3 separate regions of the Homo sapiens genome follow, and all the other regions are linked to region 1. Evidence: chromatin loops called from intact Hi-C (ENCODE). Cell type or tissue: natural killer cell. All regions are shown on one strand. Region 1 overlaps ACBD5 (acyl-CoA binding domain containing 5). Region 2 has its middle 45 kb from the start of ACBD5. Region 3 has its middle 16 kb from the start of LINC02673.

What was found. Peaks named below come from ENCODE experiments on the same cell type or tissue, not always from the same donor. Only the 100,000 strongest peaks of a DNase experiment are listed, where the experiment ranks them.
Region 2: a loop joins it to region 1, with 15 times the contacts of the local background. A loop is called at or near these places in 26 of 110 quality-filtered maps.
Region 3: a loop joins it to region 1, with 27 times the contacts of the local background. A loop is called at or near these places in 52 of 110 quality-filtered maps.

What each region holds. Positions count from the first base shown.
Region 1 is chr10:27,220,745-27,228,744 of GRCh38, reverse strand. ACBD5 (acyl-CoA binding domain containing 5) reads left to right here. Exons shown (of 13, transcript NM_145698.5): 5 at 5,293-5,407. Among named protein-coding and RNA genes, the nearest start is that of ACBD5, 16 kb to the left of the region's middle. In natural killer cell, CTCF peaks have their summits at 4,440 and 4,644; DNase peaks (open chromatin) are centred at 2,354, 2,904, 3,514 and 4,644; H3K4me3 peaks cover 847 bases; H3K27ac peaks cover 2,676 bases.
Region 2 is chr10:27,281,805-27,289,804 of GRCh38, reverse strand. It overlaps the pseudogene ODAD2P1. Among named protein-coding and RNA genes, the nearest start is that of ACBD5, 45 kb to the right of the region's middle. In natural killer cell, a CTCF peak has its summit at 4,472 (motif pointing right); a DNase peak (open chromatin) is centred at 4,524.
Region 3 is chr10:27,355,763-27,363,762 of GRCh38, reverse strand. No RefSeq gene overlaps it. Among named protein-coding and RNA genes, the nearest start is that of LINC02673, 16 kb to the right of the region's middle. In natural killer cell, CTCF peaks have their summits at 2,811 and 3,012 (motif pointing right); a DNase peak (open chromatin) is centred at 2,992.

The DNA of each region.
Region 1 (8,000 bases):
AGTGTCCCATAAAATGTCACTGAAAAACTTAATGGAATAAAACATTATTTTAATATAATGTAATAGGATTTTAGCTTTGAGGGAAAGTAATGTGGTTTGAGGAGTGGGAGAAATGCATGTTTCATTCAATAAGGTTTATTTATAGAAGTATAAAATTCTTTTTTTTTTGAGACGGAGTCTCGCACTGTCGCCTGGGCTAGAGTGTAACGGCGCCATCTTGGCTCACTGCAACGTCCGCCTCCTCGGTTCACACCATTCTCCTGCCTCAGCCTCCCGAGTAGCTGGGATTACAGGCGCAAACCACCACATCTGGCTAATTTTTTGTATTTTTAGTAGAGACGGGGTTTCAAACTATGTTGGCCAGACTGATCTCAAACTCCTGACCTCGTGATCTTCCCACTTCGGCCTCCCAAAGTGCTGGGATTATAGGCATGAGCCACCACGCCCGGCCAAAATTCTATTTTTTTTTTTTTGTACAAATTTAGGCTCTCTTCTGGGGATTTCCAGAATATTCAGCTAACATTTGAATAATGTGCCTTATGTCTGTTGAATTTAAAAAGAGATGGGTGTACTAAACCCTGGCTACACATTAAAATCACTAGGGGATCTTGTGAAAAAATAGAAATGCCCCAGGATGACCCCAGACTAATTATTTCAGGATTTCTAAGAGATTGGGATAATCACTGTAATAGAGGGAGGATTAGAGGATGGTCTCATTAAAGATGGAATCTCGGCCGGGCGCGGTGGCTCATGCCTGTAATCCCAGCACTTTGGGAGGCTGAGACAGGCGGATCACCTGAGGTAAGGAGTTGGAGACCAGCCTGGACAACATGGTGAAACTCCATCTCTACTAAAATACAAAAATTTAGCTGGGCGTGGTGGCGGGCGCTTGTAATCTCAGCTACTAGAGGGGCTGAGACAGAAGAATCACTTGAATTAAGGAGGCGGAGGTTGCAGGGAGTCGAGATCACACCATTGCACTCCAGCCTGAGCAACAGAGCGAGACTCTGTCTCAGAAAATAAATAAATAAATAAATAAAGATGGAACCTGAAAGTTGCCATGGCAGAGGGTCTAGTCCATAGCTCAACAACTCTAGAACACCAACTGTCTCTGAGTACTGAGGGTTGGCTTTTGTTTTAAGGTTTCACTCATAGTAAACATCTTTTGCAGATTGAGGGAAAAAACAAATGCCAGTTTCTTAAAGTGAGTGATAGGCTTCTAGTGATCAGCATACTCAGAAGTGATATCTAGGTCACTCTTCAAAAGGTTAGAAGTGCTTGGGAGACTGAGTTAGTGATTCCATTGAACAGAGAGTAGAGCATTAGGATTTGGATGGCTTTAAGAGATGTGGTAATTTTGGACCAAAAAAGCCTGAGGAATTTAGTCTTCGCTTTCTTAAGAGTATATCTACACCTTTCCAGTATATTTTCATCATGTAGAAATGATGTCTCTCACTGAGGAAAAGTGCTGGACAGACCTAGAAAAATTATGGGGCTTTGGATGCCTCTTTTCTGGTGTCCATGCAGCTTACCAGATATTTCTGTCAAAACATTCTTCATTTGGTTGGGTTATAATATATTAAATTAGCTTAGTTAACTTATAACTTTAGACCAGGGGTGGCCAATCTTTTGGCTTCCCTGAGCCACACTGGAAGAAGAATTATTTTAGGCCACACATAAAATACACTGATACTAACAATAGTTGGTGAACTAAAAAAAAAAAAAAAAAAAAAAATCGCAAAAAAAATCAGAATGTTTTAAGAAAGTTTACGAATTTGGGCCAGGCGCAGTGGCTCACACTAGTAATCCCAGCTAGTAATCCCAGCACTTTGGGAGGCCGAGGTGGGTGGATCTCTTGAGGTCAGGAGTTCCACACCAGCCTGGGTAACATGGTGAAACCCCGTCTCTACTAAAAATACAAAAAAGTTAGCTGATCATGGTGGTGCATGCCTATAGTCTCAGCTACTCGGGCAGCTGATGTAGGAGAATTGCTTGAACCCCAGAGGCAGAGGCTGCAGTGAGCCAAGATCATGCCACTGCACTCCAGCCTGTGCGACAGAGTGAGACGCTGTCGCAAAAAAATTAACAAAAAAAATTAAAAAAAAAAAAGAAAGTTTACGAATTTGTGTTGGGTATTTAAAGCCGTCTTGGGCCACATGCTGCCCGAGGACTGCAGATTGGACAAGCTTGGTTTAGATAACATCTTCTCTGAGGGTAGGTAGTAGTTACCTAGACTGAGATTTGCCTGTGTCTGCTTGTGTGTGTGTGTGTGTGTGTGTGTGTGTGTGTGTGTGTAGTCTGTATCTCATGTGTGTACATGTGCACCATTTCTTGTATTTCAATATTGGTGTCAGGGAGATAATTTTGCAAATGGCTGGGGATCATTCTTGGTTTGTGTATGTTTAAAGTTGCTTCCTCAGAGAATAACCTCTTCAAAAGGGTGGAGGAAAGGGCTGAAAAACTTCCTATTGGGTACTGTGTTTACTGTATGGGTGACTGGATCAATAGAAGCCCAAACTTCAGCATCACACAGTATACCCTTGTAACAAACCTGCACATGTACCCTCTGAATCTAAAAGAAAAAGAAAAAACAAAGAGAGTAACTTCATCAATTTTGGATGTGTCTTGTTTTGGCTACTGTGTCTTCACTATATTAACTACTGAAATTCTGGTTTGTTGAGAGAATGAATACTCAGTTAATATTTGCTTACTGCCAATGGATACTCCTTTTATTTCGTTCTGAGACTTCAGTCCACAGTTTACTCTTTTACCCTATGGGGCATGAGAAACCCAAATGCCGAATTTAGTAGCCTTAAAAATAAGGACAAAGTTAAGAAAGAGATCTTTTAATAAGCCTTGAGAAGTAGAGGTGTTGCTTGGTGGTCAGGATGTGGTATGCAATTGGCTTACTAGATTCTGCTAACTGAAGTCTTTATATTACGGCAGTGTGGGATAGTGTAAAGGGTGCTGATTTATGTTTGAATTATTTCTCTGCCATTTATTAGTTGTGACTTGGTCACATTAAACATTTCTCTTGGTTTGAATCTGATTTATCTCAGAATTATTATTATAATTCAAATATATTACAACTCAGATATTTATAATAAATAATAAAACATTCCTCCACATGGCCCTAGCCTCATAACAAATGTTTCCTTTAGCAAAAAGAAATTTTGTGATTAAAGCATTCCTTTCACAGTACATTCAGAGGAGCAGCAATCAGATAATTTACTACAAGCTGTAAAATTAAATTATAATCACTAGAACCAGTTATTGTTAACATAGTTCATTCTGTGTAATCTCTCTCAACAACCTCCTCCTACACATATAACACAGTGGGGAATGGTGTTGATGAGCATGTAATCCTATCAGAGTTGCTGACTACCATAGACCACCAATGATCCATCTTGTATTTGGTTTAGGAATAAAAGCATGTTGTTTGAACAAGAATTTTAGGGTTTTGGCCAGGCGCAGTGGCTAACACCTATAACCCCAGCACTTTGGGAGGCCGAGGTGGGCAAATCACTTATGAAGGTGTCTGAAATTGCTTGAAGGTGAGAACTGCTCAAACCAGGAAGGTGGAAGTTGCAGTGAGCCGAGATCGTGCCGCTGCACTACAGCCTGGGTGATGATGGAGCGAGACGCTGTCTCCAAAAAAAAAAAAAAAGAAAGAGAGCGAGAGAGAGGGAGCCAGTTCTGGTATCTTTTTTTTTGGAAACAGAGTATCACTTTGTTGCCCAGGCTGGAATGCAGTGGTGTGATGTTGGCTCACTGCAACCTCCGCCTCCTGGGTTCAAGCAATTCTCTCGCCTCAGCCTCCCAAGTAGCTGGGATCACAGGTGCATGCCACCAAGCCCGGCTAATATTTGTATTTTTAGTAGAGATGGGGTTTCACCATGTTGGACAGGCTGGTCTCAAACTCCTGACCTCAGGTGATCCTCCTGCCTCAGCCTCCCAAAGTGCTGGGATTACAGGCGTGAGCCACCACGCCCGGCCCCTGTTATCATATTAAACATCCTGTGATTGGCACACACAGAGCTGACTTTATTCTTTTTAATATATGCAAAATATTTCAAATCTAGAAATACTTTAATTTCTTTGATCAGTCACCAATTGATGGCTGTTTAGTTAAATACCTTTTCAGTTAATTTACCTTGTTCTTTAAATTTGGTGATTCTAAATTGGCCCATATTTATGAAGGTGTCTGAAAGTGATTACAATTTCCTACTTTACTTTTGTGCCCTGTTAGAAATACTACGCTACCTTATTGTTAAAGAACAGACATCATAATTTTACTCTAACTTCAGTTTTCTATTTCGTTTAATGAAAGCCCCTAGTTTTTTTGTTTGTTTCCTTTATTTTTTTGGAGACAAGATCTCGCTCTGTTGCCTAGGCTGGAGTGCAGTGTGGTGTGATCATGGCTCACTGCAGCCTCAATTTCCTGGGCTCAAGAGATCCTTCCACCTCAGCCTCCCGAGTAGCTGGGACTACAGGCGTGCACCGCCATGTCTGGATAATTAGACAATTTTTTTTTTTTTTTTTGTAGAAATGGGCCCTTACTATGTTGCCCAGGCAAGTCTCGAACTCCTGGGCTCAAGCCATCCTCCTCCTGCTTTGGCCTGCCAAAGTGCTGGGATTACAGGTGTGAGCCATTGCACTGCGCCCCCTAGCTGTAATACACAATTTATAAGTTATTGTATAAAATTTTACATGAAGCTCATGTAAAATAATCTTCAAAATGAGAACACTTTTAGATCTTTAATATACTTGAAGCTTTTCTAGGAGTGTATATACTTTTTTTAAAGGATTCCTTTTATTTTATTTTTTAATTTTTGGAGATGGCATCTCACTCTGTCACCAAGCCTGGAGTGCAGTGGTGCCATAATGGCTCACTGTAGCCTCGACCTCCCAGGCTCATGTAATCCTCCCACCTCAGCCTCTGGAGTAGCTGGGACCACAGACACACACCACCGTGCCTGGTTAATGTTTTTTAAAAAATTTTTAAGAGACAGGGTCTCACTGTGTTGCCAAGGCTGGTCTCAAACTTCTGGGCTCAAGCCATCCTCCTGCCTTGGCCTCCCAAAGTGCTGGGATTACAGGCATGAGCCACCACTTAGCCCGGCCACAGTGTGTATACATTAAGTATGTAATTAATGTAGATCCTTCAGAGAGTCTATTATGAATGTCAAATATTAAAATTATTGACAAATTGGAAATAGGAGATTATTTGATATTAGTGGAGATCAAATTAAGAGTTTGTGATTTCACAATATTTGTTTCTTTTGATTACAGATTATTGAAACTATGCCAATGACTGAGAAAGTTGAAGAATTGCTGCGTGTCATAGGTCCATTTTATGAAATTGTCGAGGACAAAAAGAGTGGCAGGAGTTCTGATATAACCTCAGGTTGGACTATTTTACCTATTTTTAAATTCATCAACTGATATATTATGCACATATTAATATTTGTATCTCTGATTTTTTTTCTTACTTTCACGCGCCAGTCCGACTGGAGAAAATCTCTAAATGTTTAGAAGGTAGGAATCATGAAATCATGTAAAAGTTTTGTTTAAAATTTACATGTCAAAAGAATTCTGCACAAACTTACAGAACTTACAATCTTGTCACCCAGGAGTTTTCATTCCAGGCAAACACATTATATGAAGTTCCAAAACATTATAAACCCTTAAAATTTTAACCCTTAAGTGGTAAGCTATTAAAATACACCAGGTAGTTTACTTAGTATATTCGAAATTATAGCAGAATTCATGGTTTTATTTTGATAGGTCATGTTTTCTATTTTGCTTTGAGAATTACGTTAATAGTACTTTGAATTCAATGATTTACTAGCTAATTTTAAAATGGATATGTTGGCCAGGTGTGGTGGCTCATGCCTGTAATCCCAGCACTTTGGGAAGCGAAAGCGGGCAGATCACCTTGAGGTCAGGAGTTCAAGACCAGACTTGCCAACTTGGTGAAACCCCGTCTCTACAAAAAACACAAAAATTAGCCAGGCATGGTGGCACACGCCTGTGATCCCAGCTACTTGGGAGGCTGAGGCACAAGAATCACTTGAACCCAGGAGGCAAAGTTTGCAGTGAGACGAGATCACTCTGCTGCACTCCGGCCTGAGCAACAGAGTGAGATGCTGTCTCAAAAAAAGAAAAAAACAAACAAAAAAAGAAATTAAAAATAGATGTGTTTAGGGTGTGGTTTAACTATAGCATATAAGCTAATGCAAGACAGTTAATTCATTTAGCTTGTTTTCTTTTTTCTTTATTTTGGTTCAAGCATCTCTGCATGGATTACAACTTCTATTTTTTTTTTTTTTTTAGAATTTTGTCTTCATGTACACAAAGGATTGAAAGGGTTGTGTTTTGCATACTTGTAGGAGTTGAATAAAATGGGAGATTTGTTGGTATTAACTAAACATTTGATCTTGAATTTTTTTTAGAAAGCAGAGTGAAATGAGACCACAAGAGTCAATTTAAGAGAAAATTATATACCCTTTAAATAAAAATCGCCTGGCATCCCCTTTTTTTCCCTTGACATCCCTATTTATAAGACATCTTTTAATAATTGACAATAATGGCAGCATTTCAGAATAGTAATCTTCCTGTGCTGAAATCGGTCCTTGTCACGGTCATAAACCACGTGCAAGTAGTACTGACTGCTTACTGGGCATAACTCTACCACATCATTCTACATCTGATTTGCTTACAGAAGTCAAATATTAACAAGTAGTCCTTCTTATAAGGCATGCTTATTCAATTCAGAGAAAAAACTAAATGTTTTCTTCTTTTCTTTTTTTTTTTTTTTTTTTTTTGAGATGGAGTCTTCCTCTGTCACACTGACTGGAGTGCAGTGGTCCCATCTTGACTCACTGCAACCTCCAACTCCTGGGTTCAAGCAATTCTCCTGACTTAGCCTCCCAGGTAGCTGGGATTACAAGTGTACACTTGTATTCTTGTATGGCTAATTTTTGTATTTTTAGTAGAGCCAGGGTTTTGCCATGTGGGCCAGGCTGATCTCGAACTCCTGACCTCAGGTAATCCTCCCAACTCAGCTTCCCAAAGCACTGGAATTAAAGGCATGAGCAATTGTACCCTGCCAGAAAAAAAAAATTAAATGTTTTATGTATGTCAGGCATGTTGGGATGCAGAGGGAAATAAATCTGGATCTGCTGCTGTGGTGTCCAGCCACTGGCCAGAGGCAGATATTTAAACAGCTAATTATAAAACAAAGAAGAGTAAATAATAGTAATAAAGGTGCAGGCTCACAGCTACCTAGCTATAACTTACAATTTTAAAAATCTTTGAAGACCAGAAGTTTTTTGGTAAACTCATTTGGCAGCAAAACCTGTCTGATATGAACTAAAAATCTGGGGAGTAAAACCTGACCTGAAGTAAAACGAGGGTATTTTGAGTCTCTTTCCTCTTTAATGTAACTATTTATATGTTTTGCTGCAAAAATCACATTCTCTTTTTAGTGAGAGCTGCCTTAGACTCTATTGGATGTGTTACATAATATACCAAATGGCATATGTACCATATAACCTTTGCAAAATTAGAAAACTTGAGATTTCAAAATGTATCTGGATCCAAGGGTTGTAAGTAAGGGATTGTGGACCTGCACCATAATTTTTTTAACCTGAGCCATTCTGGTGGACATTTAGGTTATTTACTCCTTTGATCTTCAGAAAATACTGCTGAGAATAACCACGTACATTTGTCATTTCACATATGTGAAAGCATATCTGTAAGAAATATTAGAAATGGAGTTAGAAATGTTTGATGTTTGTAATTTTGTAAGATATTACCAAATTGCAAAACAGTTTGCAGTCTTGCCTTTTTTTTTCTAAACAAAGCATTTCCTTAAAAGTAGCCATTTAGGTCCAATAGAACAGATGTATCAGTTTTACATTGCCATTTTCAGAATATACATATACAGTAAGTTTTGAAATCAGGAATGATGAGTCCTCCAATTTTGTTATTTTTCA
Region 2 (8,000 bases), 61 kb before region 1:
GACCTCAGATGATCCACCCACCTCGGCCTCCCTAAGTGCTGGGATTACAGGCGTGAGCCACCACGCCCAGCCAAAATACAAATTATTTTTAATTGACAAAGAATAATTGTGTATTTTTGTGGAGTACAATGTGATATTTTGATAAATGTTTACACTGCAATGATTGAATCAAGCAAAGCCACTGGCAAATGCCCTTGGTTGATTTGACCAAAGACATGGAAAAGCAGAAAGAAAACATGAGTTGAGTCAAATGCTTTTTCAAATACTCTGGACGTCGACTTTACACAAGGCCTAGATATCATCAATACTTGCTATCTGACATCAGAAATGAATATTAATCTGGGTTTTGGTGAGTCATTCCCCTTGCCCTCCTGCAAATTCAAGTACTTAAATACATTACGTGGCCAATTATTATGTAAAATATTCTCATATATGCTATCTGACTTGAGAGAAATGAAAATGAACCAATCCACATTATAAACACCCACAATGTCTCAGAAACCACGCTGTATGTTTCAAGTGTGTTTTCTTAAACTTTATAATAGTCCTGTAGTACAGGTATATTAATTTTATTCCAAGTGTTGAGAAAATTAGGGCTCAAAACTGTAACGTTTCAACAGCTACGTTGCTAGTAAGGGAAACAGCCTGGAGTTTAACCAAAGTCCGCTTTAAAAATCCATGTTATTTCTTCCATACCATACTACAAATCATAAAATGGCAGCAAGTCTCAGTGTCAGCTGTTTACCATGGGCACTCCCCAGCCAGGAGAGAGGGTTGGTACCAGGCAGCCTGGTTGCTCCATGAGGATGAATCTTGCATCCTCAGGGTAATAAGACCTTTCCCTGCACACACTTAGATAAAACAACAGGAATGCTTACTACTCTTATTTGAAAGAAACATAAACTTGGAATCAGCATATACATCCTTGGGAAAGTATTTTAAATGAACATTGCAAACATACTACCACAGGCCTTTCTTACCTTTAAATATTTCACCAGCTTCTGAATTTGCCAATATTCTGATGGCAAATCTGCACTTGCTTCCTGACGATGGTCAGGTGGTTCTTCATCTTCCTCACTTTCTGAGGAGCTATCGCTAACAGTTTCCTCAATCTTTTCAGCACTCTTCCTAAGAACAATAACAACACACATACACATGTAAGCTACAGTGTGGAGATGGTTATAATCATATTTTGGCAACATGGGCACAAGCAATGGATCAGATACCAACACCTTCTGAGTTCTAGTAGATCTCTGTTAAGATCTACATGAGGCCAGGTGCAGTGGTTCATGCCTATAATCTCAGTGCTTTGGGAGGCTGAGGTGGGAGGATCACTTGAGGCCAAGAGTTCAATGCTAGCCTGGACAACATAGCAAGACTCTGTCTCTACAAAAACAAATTTTAATTAGCCAGACATGGTGGTGCATGCCTGTAATCCCAGCTACTCAGGAGGCTTGACGCAGGAGGATCGCTTGAGCCCAGAAGTTTGAGCTGCAGTAAACCATTATTACATTATCATACCACTGCACTCCAGCCTGGAAGACAGAGTAAGACTCTCTCTCAAAAATAAAATAAAATAAAATAAAAAGGAACTGCGTGAGGTGAATAAACCTGTCTCTATTGCAGGTGCAATTGCTCTGGGTGCAATAATCATAATAAAGAAAACAGTGAGAAATAAACAAGGGTATTCAGTGAATGTCTTAAGGCTGCACTTTTCAATAAGACTGCCACTCATTGCATGTGGTCGTCTATAGTTACAGATATTTGAACTTATTTATTTAACTAAAATTAAAGAAAATTAAAAATCCAGTTCTCCAATCACACTAGCCACATTCAAGTGCTCAATGGCCCACGTGTCTCGTGGTTACCATACTGGACAGCTCAGATATTGACTATTTCTATTATTCCAGTAAGTTCAACTGGGCAGTGCCACAAGGCCCTAAAGTGAAAGAGTCTCTTTTACCAAAGAGAGTCAATATTCAGCACATCCCTCCATAATGCCTACACTGAAGTACTTGCAAGGGCACAAGGTGCCAAAGAACAGCAATAACATGAACATAATCAGGTTCAGGACCAAAGAGTTAGCCACCAACTCTGAGAGACATTACCATGCAAAGTGTTGAGTTCCACAGAAGTACACCACATTCTATGGTTTGATGCATGGACAACAGTATTACAAGAGCCTTCTGGAATCCAATATATGCCCTATGTCCCTGCAGAGGTCCCTCATGCACATGCACACTCATCACACCAACTTGTCTCCACCTCCCACTGCCGGATGCCAGGTTACTGCCATTGGGTCACCAAATCCACAGTGATGTCTCAGGAACTACTCATCCATCACTCACATGTGGAGAGGTGCTGAACCCAGGATATTTATCCTGATATTGTTTCCCACATATTCCTCATCTCACAGGACAGAAGCAAACTTTTAAATCTTCTAGCTATTTTTAATATTAAATAATACCAACAGCAGCCACCATTTTTGTGTAGGTTGGTCTATTTTGTCCTAGGTACTTTTTTTTTTTTTGTGAGATGGAGTCTCACTCTGTCGCCCTGGCTGGAGTGCACTGGCACAATCTTGGCTCACTGCAACCTCCGCCACCCGGGTTCAAGTGATTCTCCTGCCTCAGCCTCCTGAGTAGCTGGGCTTATAGGCATGCGCCACCACGTCTGGCTAATTTTTTTATTTTTAGTAGTGACGGGGTTTCACCATGTTGGTCAGGCTGGTCTCAAACTCTTGACCTCGTGATCCTCCCGTCTCGGCCTCCCAAAGTGCTGGTATTACAGGTATGAGCCACTGCGCCCGGCCTGTCCCAGGCACTTTATATTTATTATTTCTAAACCTCACAACCACTTTGCAAAGCAGGCTCTATCATCCACATTCTACAAGCAAGGAAACCTCAGAGAAATTAAGAGGAGAAAAAAAACCATTCACATTGAAGGATCCAAAATTACTTAAAATGTGGCCCTTGCCAATCACATATTAAGGTGTCCTTAAATATCAAAGTCATAAAGTCAATGACCATTATAGATCACACAAGTCCACAATACTTTTCCTCTAATTCTGAAATTGAAAAATCTCTGAAAACTGATTTTTTTCCCCACTGGACTTAACTTGTTGCTAAAGACTTATATGAATTGATACTAGACTATTTATGGTCTTTATTCCTCTCATTCAGTGTGAATATTCATGTTTCACTACAGAAATGCTCATGTTTTTGATTATAGGGTATTGGCTCACACTCCAATAGAGGTTATCATATAATATATATTATATGAATTTCATTACCCTTTTTTAAAGTGAGTTTTTCAGAACCGCATGCATTTGGCCACGAGAGTTCAGGACAACAGACTGTGGGTTAAATGTCTCATTTTAATTCACTCAACAATCTATGAGGTTGTTATTACTCTCATTATAGAGACAATGAGTTAAAAATAATTTGGGCCGGGTGTGGTGGGCTCACACCTGTAATCCCAGCACTTTGGGAGGCCGAGGTGAGTGGATTGCTTGAGGTTGGGAGTTTGAGACCAGCCTAGCCAACATGGTGAAACCCTGTCTCTACTAAAAATACAAAAATTAGCTGGGTGTAGTGGCATGTGCCTCTTGTCCCAGTTACTCAGGAGGCTGAGGTAGGAAAATCACTTGAACCTGGGAGGCAGAGGTTGCCGTGAGGCAAAATTGCGCTACCGCACTCCAGCCTGGATGACAGAGCAAGATTCTGTAATAATAACAATTTGAACAAAGCTCCATGGTTAGTAAAGTGGCTGTGTTAAAACAAATATTCGTAATGAGAGCTGTTCATCTTGGTTCCTAGAGGAGCTGGGGTAGTCATTTAACTTGTGCGTGCCTCGGTTTCCTCACCTGCAAATTGAGGATGATAACAGCAGTTAGTATGTAAAAAGCTTATAACAGTGCCTGGCATACAAAAAGCATGAAATACGTGTTAGATAGTTCTGTATTATCATGCATATTCATTCACCACACATGCATGGAGGGCCTGCTGGCTGCCAGGTATCAAGGGAATGCTATTGAAGAATACTGTATTTCAGTATCTTTGTTAAACTCCAAGGAAAAGGTGTGGTTTTGTCTTTGAAGATCTGATCTGTTTTCATCTTAAGGACCACATAAATTAAGTAACTGGTTAGGTTTTTGTGTTTACCTCGATGTTCAGCAAGAACAGAATCAAATCTGTGGTCTATGAGTAATTACCTAAGTTCCCATTATTTTGTAGCTCAGTACCTTGTCCACTTTGGTCACCATCAGAAAATTTTTATTTCTGTGTTTTCTTGTAGTGTCTTCGTAAGTTCCATGAAGGCAAGGACCGTTTCTGTCTTTTATACTTTTTATACTGTCTCCCCTAGCACAAGGAAGTCAGTAAATAATTGCTACAAGAATTAATAAATTAAAGCAGGTATGAATAAGTGAATGAACAAAATTCAGTCTAGGTTTAGATTTTGGAAGAAGGGTACTTCTGGTGATAATTCCAGGAGGTGGCAGTAGCAGCAGCTTGATGGAGAGGAGGCAACAGTCAGTGAGACTGAAACCAGGGAGTGCGCAGGCCAAGATTTGGTATTGGTTTTCCTCCTGGGGTTTCAGGTTTTTCAAGATGATGATGGGACATAGGATGAAAGTGATAGTGAGTCAATGTCAAAATCGTCAGTGACAATGGGTCCATAGAAAACAGCAACCAGGAAAGACAGAGGGTTACATCAGCCTCATAGAAAAGGAGATCTAATCTGAAGAGTAAGGTAGTTTGAAGCAATAAAGAGGAGATTTCCGCCTACGGTCCCCATGCCCTGTGGTTACACAGAGCCTAGGGAAAAGAAGATCTGAAGGAGAATCGCTGCTGTCATGGAAAAGTTTCAATAAATGCAAGAAAGGAGAGAGTGGAGGCTTTGGTGCATAGGGTTAGGATATAAGAAAATTCATTTCCTTGTAGTATGAGGTGGGGGCAAGGAAAAAAATGTAGAAGAGAGAGCAAAGTGGAAGAATGATTCATTTGGGCTATTGCAGAGCAAGATACAGAGGAGAGTCCAGGAGGAGACAGGACTCATTCGAGTTTGCATTTAGAGTGGTGTCTGTGGGAAAGAGGAACCCAAGGACCCTGCCAGCCACCCCCTGGAGTAGTGTATTCATTCTGGGCTCCCATTAATCTTTAGAAAACATATCTGGGTCCCCAGTAATCCATAAAAAGGTTATTGACACAGTGCAAACCTGGAGTGAAATCAACCAGGGCTGAAAACGGGCCATCTGCAGATGTTTAACTTGGATTTACAAAAATAGAATTAGTGGAATCACGATCATTGTGGTCTAATTATAAAAAGACTTATGAGAAAGTACACTTTATTCCTCATCGCTCTAGAAGTTTCTAACTCAACATTAAGCTCATGGGCAAGGACTAGTCCATTTAAGCCTTCATGCTCATATCAATTCATTCTCATTTTCTTTGTTTCTCTCCCTCCTCTCCTCTCTCCAACTCCCAGTGGGTTCTCATCCATAAAAGTCTTTTCTAGTCTATTCCATTTCGGAGCATAGAAAGAGGATGGGCAATTTTTAAATTTTATTAATTTGTAAGGTTCCATGATTTTCTTAATTTCTTACAGTTTTTTTGGCACAGAGAACCCCCAATTTCTGCGCTTCCAAAAGCCAATTTGTGTGTAAAACACTATGATTATGCTCTCTGGACCCTGGAAGAGGGAAAGCCTGAATTCAAGCATCTGTTCCCATTTAATGAGCCACCTGAGTGAAGTTTCCAGTATATCAGGCCTTATTCAAGAAGTGACTTAAACTTAACTCAAAGATTCCAGATTGAAGCATATAGTAGAATAAGCCTAAATTCTTTGGGGAAAGCCTAAATTTACCTTCCCTTAGTCTAACAAGCTCCTGGAGTTGAGGGCAGAGTGAATTAGGTCTACCCAATCACTCCACAATCCCATTTTAAAAAGCAGCGCCCCAAAGAAAAGCTTTTTTTTTCCAATTGATGAATCCTTTGATAGCTAACTTTAAAATGCTTTTCCTATTTGATATGATTCTTTCCAATCCTGTTCCATGGCAACTACATATTCAGGAGTTAAAAAGAAGCAAATGTCAACATTGAATTGATCTACAAACTCCACCTTAAGAAATACTTCTCTACCACAGAATTCTATCCACTTAGGCAAGATTAGACACAGAGAAGTTTCATTTTTATCATTGAGTAATAGCTGTTGCTTAGATATGTTACAACTTTACCTTATCTACTACCCTGAAGCTCTCTAACTCACTAAAAATTGAAATACTTTTGGCCCAATATCTGTTTCAGGAAAGATGAAGTAGATATACTTTTCCCTATTTCTCCCACCAAGCACAACTAAAAATCTGGATATTGTATATAAAACAAACATAAGGTGACTCTGAAAGGTAGAGAAAAAGAAGAGCACTACCTAGGGATCTGAAGACCTGTGGCTCAACACAGCGGTGCATTCCCTGGGTTTTCTTTTTGTCTCATTCTTCCTAGACTGGGTACTGGAAAAGCCGGCAAAGCAGAAACTCCAGGAGGTGCAGGCAAAAAAAGGACCTAAGAAAGTCCTGCTCTGTCTAATTCAAAGGGCCAGAAAAGGAAAGCCTAATAAGACAGAAAATGTTTAGACAACAAATGATCTATGTCAATCAAGACCACACATAACAGCGTGGCCCAAGTCTACCTCTTATAGCAAAGGCCAAGTGAAGAGCCTAGGGCTCTACCTTTATCAGACTGTAAGAAAGCGCTGCAACCCACCTGCTGGGGTGGCCTCAGAGAAGGCCTGACAGGGAGTCAGATGCTCACTACATCGTGGCAAAAATGAAGTCACTTATCCGAACTGTGATATCAGTAGAGCCCACTGACAAAGTAACGAAGGACTCCCCCGTCACACTGTCCGGCTGGTATCACCAGAGGCATAGGTGGAGCATGAACTCCCACTACCCTCCAGAAATAATGAGGACTCCCTTGCCTGACCCCCCAGGCATCAGTGAAGGCCAATGGGAAAACCTGCTATTTCAATTCCTCACCAGCCTGGAGAAGCAACACATACCTCATCCTGCCAATATGGTGGCAGAGAAGGCCTTCTAAAATAAAAGATTTAGGCCAGGTGCAGTGGCTCACATCTGTAATCCCAGCACTTTGGGAGGCCGAGGCAGGCAGATCACTTGAGGTCAGGAGTGCAAGACCAGCCTGGCCAACATGGCAAAACCCCGTATCTACTAAAAATAAAAAAATTAGCTGAGTGTGGTAGCGCACGCCTGTAATTGCATCTACTCAGGAGGCTGAGGCAGAAGAACTGCCTGAACTCGGGAGGCGGAGGTTGCACTGAGCCAAGATTGTACCACTGCACTCCAGCCTGGGTGACAGACAAGACTCTGTCTCAAATAAATAAATAAATAATTTAAATAAGATCCAGTGTCTCATAATAACCAAAATGTCTACATTTCAACTGAAAATTATTTGTCATACCAAGAATGGGGAAGATCTCATCTTAAATGAGAAAAGACAATTTTAAAATGCCAATATCAAGGTGACGAAGAAGTATGAATTATCTGACAAAGATATGAAAGGCACCATCATAACAATATTTCAACAAGCTATATGAACATGCTTGAAACAAATGAAGAAAATAGAAAGTCTCAGCAAAGAAAGAGAAGATAGAAAAGAAAAACCAAATGGAAATTTTGGAACTAAAAATTATAAGTGAAATTAAAAACTCACTGAATGAAATTAGCAGAAGAATAGGACAGAAGAAAAAATAAATGAACTTGAAGATAGAACAACAGAATTGGCTCAATCTGAACAACGTAGAGAAAAAAATAACTGAAAAAATCAGTGAACGCAGCCTCAAGGAACTGTGAGATTGTAACAAAAGCGCTAATATCCACCACTCTGAAGCTAATAAAAGTGGCTGACCCTTATCTTCCAGACATGTCACTTTTTTTGTCAAACTGAAAATCAAGTAAAAATTTACTAGTTGGCCTCATATTCAAT
Region 3 (8,000 bases), 140 kb before region 1:
TCCACTCTTTAAGTATGCTCTTTGGGAATGAATCTAGCCTTGACTCTCAGGGTTTAAAGCTCATGGGGTTTCTCCTAATCCATGCCCCTGTAGGACATTTCATCAGGAGCCTCCACTTACCTAGTTACATGGCTTGAAAGATGATCTGAATTCTGAAATGAGACGCCACCCCGAGCAGAGGGCCCAGCCAACCTGTGCCCAGATTCCTGACCCACAGAACTATGAGATAATTCATTTGTGTTGTTTTAAGCTGGTAAATTTGCGGTACTCAAAAACCAATGCAACTTTAAATAAGTATATCAACTGGAATAAACTAATTGTATTTATATATGTGTATTTATTTGTGTATCTGTGTATGTATACAAACAACGACAAAGAGGCTGTCCCTAACAAAACTCTAGACAGGCTTCTCTGAGCTCTTTTTTGACTAGGCCTCATCCTTAGAGTGTTCTCCAGAGCCCAGTTTTAGCAAGACTCCTGCCAAGTTGGTTTTGCCAGAATCTCCCACCCTTGATATCTGATCCAATTCCTTATTCCCCACCATTTCCCCAGTGATTATCTTATCACCCCAGCTTGCATTCAGCAAGAATCTTGTCAAGTCCATTTAGCCAGAAATCCTTCACCTGAAGTAGCTTCATGTGGTTTGTGTGCATTTTCAAATATTTAAAAGTGATCCACACTTTATACATGGTTCTAAATGCTTCTGTAAGATCTCAGGTTTCTTTTAGTTTGAACCTTTAATGTATTGCTTAAGCAAGTGGGTGAGGGAAGTGTGAATCCTGCCTGCCTTCTCTCAGCTCTCCCTCACTGAAGATGGGAATGCAGCCCTACTCAGTGGCACCTGGGACCCCTGGCTGCAGTGCCCAGGTGACATTCCTGTGGAGAAAAGCACTTTAGGACCAGCCTGCAGACACCCTCTCATGAATCTTCTGCTTTACCCTGAAGCCTGGGAGAAAACAAAGGGGAAAAATGTGAGAAGAACTACGCTGCCCTTCCCGAATAGAAACCTGTTGTGCAGAGGCACATGCAGCTGAGGACAGAGCTGCGCCATCTTACTGCACCTGCCTTTCTCTGCTCCCAGTGCATCCTGAGAGCTCAGATCCTTCTCTCTCTCCACGAAAGCCTCTTCTCTCCTCACCAAACTAATTGTATTAAATTTGCACATAGTTTCTGTGACCTCATCTGACAGACTGTTTTTGAGCTCCCTGTTGCCAATCTGTCTACTTTCCTGTTCACTTAAACCTAAGGGAATACATCAGCTGCAAGAGGTGACTCTGTTGCACTGTTGCTCCTGTATCCTCTTACAGATGTCACAATGACACTGATATCACACAGTGACATGAACCTTGATGTATGATACATGCAGAAAAAGAATGTGCCATGGTTAGCCCAGCAGTCGTTAAATGAGCTAAAATTGTGATAAGGGAAAAAGAAACACGTGTCAAACACCACATTCAAGGTACCCAGAAGTGAAAATGGAATAATCTTGACCGATTCATGATGGCAAAGCCACATTGCCTGTGTCATCCATGATCCTTCTCTATGATCAGTGTTTATGGAGTAGATCTATATGTAGCCTCTCTTACATAGAATAAGGTTCAATTGAAGGTGACAGAGAATCCCCAAAATAACAGTCCCTTAGAGAAGTTAGCATACTTCTTGCTCATGTAAAATCAGGCAGAGGCTTGGCCATCCAGGTTTGCTGTGGCAGCTCCGCTTCATGAGCCATCAAAATTCCGCACTCCCCAGCTGTGCCCAGGGCACAGCTCACTTCCTCATAGTCACATACGACTGCTGGAGCTCCAGGAAACACAACTGCATCCCAAGCTACAGTCATGAAAAAGGAGTAGAAAAAACAAAAGACCTCCTCCCATAAGGAAAGTCCCTGGAAGTCACAGACAAACAATTCCGCCTCTACCTCACTTTCCTGACTTTAGTTCCATGGCCACACTGACCTGCAAGGGAGGCTAAGAAGTGTAGTATCTACATGGATGATGATGTTAGCAACTGAATATGTGGGGCTGTAGTTACTAAGAAAAAATGGGAGAAAAAAATACCCGGAAGAAACTAGGATTCTTAGACACACAAAACACTTCATTCCATAATTGTAATGATTCCTTTTTAAGAAACTATTTTACATTAACAAGAAAAGACTTGGGAAATCCAACAGAACACCGAGAAGCATATGAATAGGTAATTCAAAGTAGGAAAAACTTTAATAGTTAAAAATATGTGAAGGGGAACTCAGAAAAATTAGTCATGAGATAAATGACACAAAAGAGCACTTTATATCAATTTATTAATTTTAGAAATTTGGATTATGCCATAATTAGTGGAAATGTAGGTGGACATGTTCATGCTTTATCTCAAAGATTCAGACACACTTGGAGATTTTCTTCGCACTTAGTGAAAATAATTATGCGTATACTTTATGTCCCAACCATCACATCCTGGGAATATTCCCCAGAGAAGAAGCCATGGAGGACATTTTCAAAGATCTTATTTGCAACATTTATTGCACAGCAAAGTTTACTAAATTTAGATGCCCTTTACTTGGAGATTTTTTGCATAAAACAGGGTTGTATTTATTGTATACATTTATATTTATATATGTATATATATTTCTAACTATATATCATAGCTTTTACAAACGATTTCACATAAATATATTTGCAGGTGGCAAGAGGGCCCAATGATCCCTAGTATAAATGTATTTGCATCTGTTTTTTGTTTGTGTGTGTTTATTTTCTGGCTGTGTTTGTTTTATACATTTATATTTATAGATGTATATATTTTTCTCTATTATAGAGATTACACTCAATTTCATCATGATGTAATATAGCTATATTAACTGTATATTCTATATGAAATATATATATGTGCACATATATACATACATACATACAAACAAAGCACTATCGGTAGGCCTCAAAAACAGTGGGTGTTTACCATCTGCAAAGGGGCCATGTAATGTGGCTTTTTGGCTCCCTGCCAGTAGGTGGCAGCATTGCCCAACAGCCAGGAGTGTAAAAGTACGTGCATCTGTGTGTGGGAGGGTGTGTGTCTTTGTGTGAGATTTTTGGGTTATGTACAGTTTATGTGTGTGTGTGTGTGTGTGTATGCCCACATGCTTGGGGGTGTATAATTTATATATGAATATACATACATACAAATATTTATATATGAATATATGTACATACATACATCCATATTTGTATATAAATCTATGTGGTTATGTATGTTTACTAAGTAATACATGTTTTTACGTATTAATTTACATATGTAGGCTTTCTTGTTCCTGCCTGGAGGCACAGCACCACAAAGGGAAAGAGCTCTAAAAAGTTCCATGCATAAATATCTATGTTTTAATTTGTATTTATGTATATGTTGATGCAAATATTTATATATGTTATCTATTTCTTCGTATATTAAAAATATAGACATGGATTTGTGTATGTGTTTATTTGAGTTATGCCTTAGCTGGTGCCCTGTATGTGTGAAGCACTCCAGACCGGCAGACCGCACTGCTCCATTCTCCAGAGCAGCAGTTTCCACACACTGAGCCCCACCAATTGTTTACCTTCTGGGAGAGTGGAAGGCACAGCTGTTCCATCTGGTTGCTACCTCCCTGAGCTTCAAAAAACAGAAGAGATAGGGCTTTCTTTTGGGTGTAAGGCGATACATTTTTCAGCCTAGACTTGGCGACCCGAAGTCTGTGCAGAAAGCTAGCACTGCTGCTGTCCCAAGGCCAGATGCCAGGCCCGGAACCTCAGGGCTCCCTGGGGACTCCCCACTTGTGCGCGTGCAGTTCAGCCTCCTGGGATGGACCTGCGTCACCCACAAGCTGGACCCGAATTCTCTGAAAGGCATCATCCATCCCCTGTGGATGGCCATATCTAGCATCTACCTCTGACCTGGTTTTCCTCGTTTGCCACCTACACTGTGGACCAGAAAGTTTTGTCAAGCCAGACCCGTTTCCATGATTCTCTAAGTTTTGGACGAAGCCTCGAGCCCATAGGCTCCCAGGTGTCTTTTTTTTTTTTTAATTATTATTTTAGATGGAGTCTCGCTCTGTCGCTCAGGCTGGATATAGTGGTGCGATCTTGTCCCGCTGCAACCTCCGCCTTCCAGGTTCAAGTGATTCTTCTGCCTCAGCCTCCTGAGTAGCTGGGATTACAGGCACCCACCACCATGCCCCGCTAGTTTTTTTATAGTTTTAGTAGAGATGGGTTTTCCCCACGTTGGCCAGGCTGGTCTCGAACTCCTGACCTCAAGTGATCCGCCCGCCTTGGCCTCCCTCTCAGGTGTCTTTAATCCAAGTGTTCTCCGGGTCTGCCCTGGTTTCTCGAGATGCAGCTGGGGCCTGTGGTAACAGGCTCATGCAGGTCTGTGCAGTCTTCAGAATAAATTGGGGGTCACTTTCCTGTTCCCCAAATGCTCTCAGGAGCACTCAGAGCCATCCTGTCCTGGCCTCGCTGTCCCTCTGGCCCAAGAGCCCTTTACCCCACCCAGATTCACGCTGCACCCAGTGCCTCCTGTGTGTTCAGACCTAGCCTGTTTTCATCCTCCTGGAAAGCCTCCCCTGCCTCCACCCAAACTGAGACGCCTCTCTATGTCCCCACCTCAACTATCAAAAGAGGAGGCCCTGTCCTGACTGACAGCTTCTGCATAAGTGGGCAGCTTTCCCACTAGAAGACGATGGCCCTTGACTGGATCTGGTCAAAGGGCCATGTTCAGGTGTTTGTCATTTGTGGAGGCTCACACGGAACTGGCAGAAAGGAGGCTTCAGGCCTTTTGTTCACTCCACTGCCAGTCTGCAGTAAGGGGGCCCAACGGCTTCTAGTATAAGTGCAAGTGCATCTGTGTGGACTTGGGGTGACATGTTTGGGTTATGTTTATTTTATACATAGAGACTTGTACATATATACCTATATTTATATATTTGTTCACGTTTTTCTATATATAAATATAGATAATTACACAGAATATTTACATTCACTTATGTATATAAATATGTCTGTATTTATGTGTGTGGATGGATAGATAGATAGATAGATAGATAGATAGATAGATAGATAGATACATAGGGAGATAGGTTTTCTTCTTGCCTAAATGGAGAAACACCACCATGGACAGGCAGAAAGCACTACACAGTTTCCTGTATGAATATATATATGTATATATATGAATCTTTATTTATATGCTGACACATATATTCACATGTCACACATGCCCTTCTATCTTTAACAAACACACATTTCTGTGTGTGGATATATCTATTTCTCGCTATGTCTTAGCTGGGGCCCTGCATGTGTGAAACACTCCAGATCGACAGCCTGGGGCTCCCTGTTCCTCCAGATCAGTGATTCCCAAAGCTCAGGCCCCATCCAGTGTTGATTCTCTGGCCCAGAGGGAAGATGCAGCTGTGCATTTGACTTTGGGCGTCAGGACCATTGCTTCCCTCGGTGTTTGGGGGAAGTCACGCTGCTGCTCTTGGTCCCCAAGGCACTTGCTCTCAAAGGCACTCGGTGCAGTCTCACTGTGGCCTGCCTGTCCCTCCACCCTGCGCCATCTTACTGCACCTGCCTTTCTCCGCTCCCAGTGCATCCTGAGGGTCAGACCCTTCTTTCTCTCCATGGAAAGCCTCTTCTCTCCTCACCAAACTAATCATATTGCCCACACCTGAAGTGTTCCAAAGAAGCCCAGCTAACCTGATGCACAAGTTCTGGGAAACTGCCCATTTTTCTCAATGGAGGGTGATGGCCCTTGGACTGCCTCTTGTTAAAGGGCAATGGCCAGGTGTTTCCCATCCACGACCAGTGACATGGACCTGGCAGGAAAGGACTCCTGCTGGCCTTAGGGTTTCCTAGGCTGCTAGTAGGTGGCATGAAGGCCCCAGGGGACCAATGGCCCCTAATATTCACGCAGGTACATCTGTTTGTAGCACATGTGGGTTTTTCAGTGAGTTTTGGATAATGATTATTTTATACATAGGTGTTTGTATTTACATGCTTATTTTAAATATATTGTTTGTATTTATATATTTATTTTAAATATATCTATTTATATATAAATCTATATAATTATACCAAATATTCAAATTTATTCCTTCATAAGAATATGTATATTTTATGTTTTGTAATCACCTGCATGGAGAAACACCAAGGTAGACTGGTGGAGAGTGCAGCAAAGATCTACGTCGACACATGTATATTTCAATTTATTTGTTGATACACATGTTTACATGCTACACACTTTCTGGGTTGTACTGTCATAAAGAAGGGCACCTCAGAATACCTTTAAATGTAAACACATTTATGTGTGCGAGTATATTTATTTCTAGTTATATCATAGGTGGTGCCCTGTATGTATGAGACATTTCAGACTAGCAGACTGGGCTGCACTGTTTCTGCAGATCAGTGATTTTAAAACACTGAGACCCACTGAGTGTTGATCGTCTGGTCACGTGAGAAGACGCAGCTTCACGCTGGACGTCCAGATCAGAGACATTATTTCCCTTGGTGTTTGGGCCAGCTTGCACTCAGAGTTTTGGAGATCAACAGGGAGTGCTGACCAGCTGTGTTGGCATGAATGGGAGCGTCCAAAGCCTACGATAGCTGATCACATTAGGTGTTCTTCCATTCAAGTTCCACCCGGTCACCGTCTCTCTGAAGGTCTAATAACAGAAGAGATCATTCATTTTTTCAGCTTGTGCAGCCATGCATTTTCCAGCCTTGTTTTGGCAAGCGCAAGCCAGCCAGGAAGCTAACAGTGTTCGCGGCCCAAGTCCTGAGGGTTGTCGGTAGCATCCCTACTTGAGCAAGCGCACTTGAATCCACCACAATGGACAGCCTCAACCACAAGCTGGGCCCTGGCTTGGGGACAGGCATTACTCATCTTCATCCATCTGGGAAGGCAGTGCCCAGCAGTCTGCCACTGAACTGTTCTTCCTTGTCAACCACCTGTATTGCAGTCCAGGGGGTTTTGTTAAGCCGGACCCCTATTTCCCTGCTGCTCACACTAGTGTCAGGTCTCAGGCTCATGGCTGTCCTACTGCCTTTCACCCAGGTATTCCTCAGGCCCGTGAGACCCTGTTCTAACAGGCTTTCTCAGTTTGCGTAGGCTTAGGCATCCAGAAGCTCTCAGGGGCACCCCACCCAGTCCTCCTACGCCCCTCTGGCCATGTACCACCATAACCCCCCACAACTGCACTGCCCCCAGCACATTCTGCAAGCTCAGACCCAGCATTTTCTCTTCTCCCAGGAAAGCCTCTTCTTCACCCACCGCATGTGGGACACCATTGGATGCAACCACCTTATGTACTCAAAACATGGGTGCCTAGCCTCATTGAGAGGTTCTGGAGGTGTGGGCAGCTTTTCCACTAGAGGGCAATGGCCACTGGGCTTGCTCTGGTTAAAGGCCAATGGCCAGGCATTTGCCAACTATAAAATGCCTTATAAAACTGGCAGAAAAAGACTCCTGTGGGCTTTTTGGCTCCCTGTGCTGCCACAAGGTGACAGAAAGGCACAGTGTCTCCCAGGGAACATGGAAGTGCATCTGCGTGTGTATGTGTGTGTGTGTGTGTGCACGTACGTGCGTGTGTGTGTGTGTTATGTGAGATCCTCCAGGGAACTTGGGAGTGCATCTGTGTGTGTGCGTGTGTGCATGTGTGTGTGTGTGTGTGTTTATGTGAGATCCTCCAGTGAACATGGAAGTGTGTGTGTGTGTGTGTGCATGTGTGTGTTTGTGTGTATGTGAGATCCTCCAGGGAATGTGGAATTGCATCTACGGTGGGCAGGAGGGACATGTGTGATTATGTGAGATTTGGGGATTATGTTTTTTTAATAAATAAATATTTATCTTTATATATACAGAGGAATACATGTTCATACATGTAATTATATGTAGTATCTCTAGTTATATATACATAAGTTGCCTCTCACCTACATGAAGAAACACCACCTCAGAATAAAAGACAGCATCACATACTTTATGTGTAA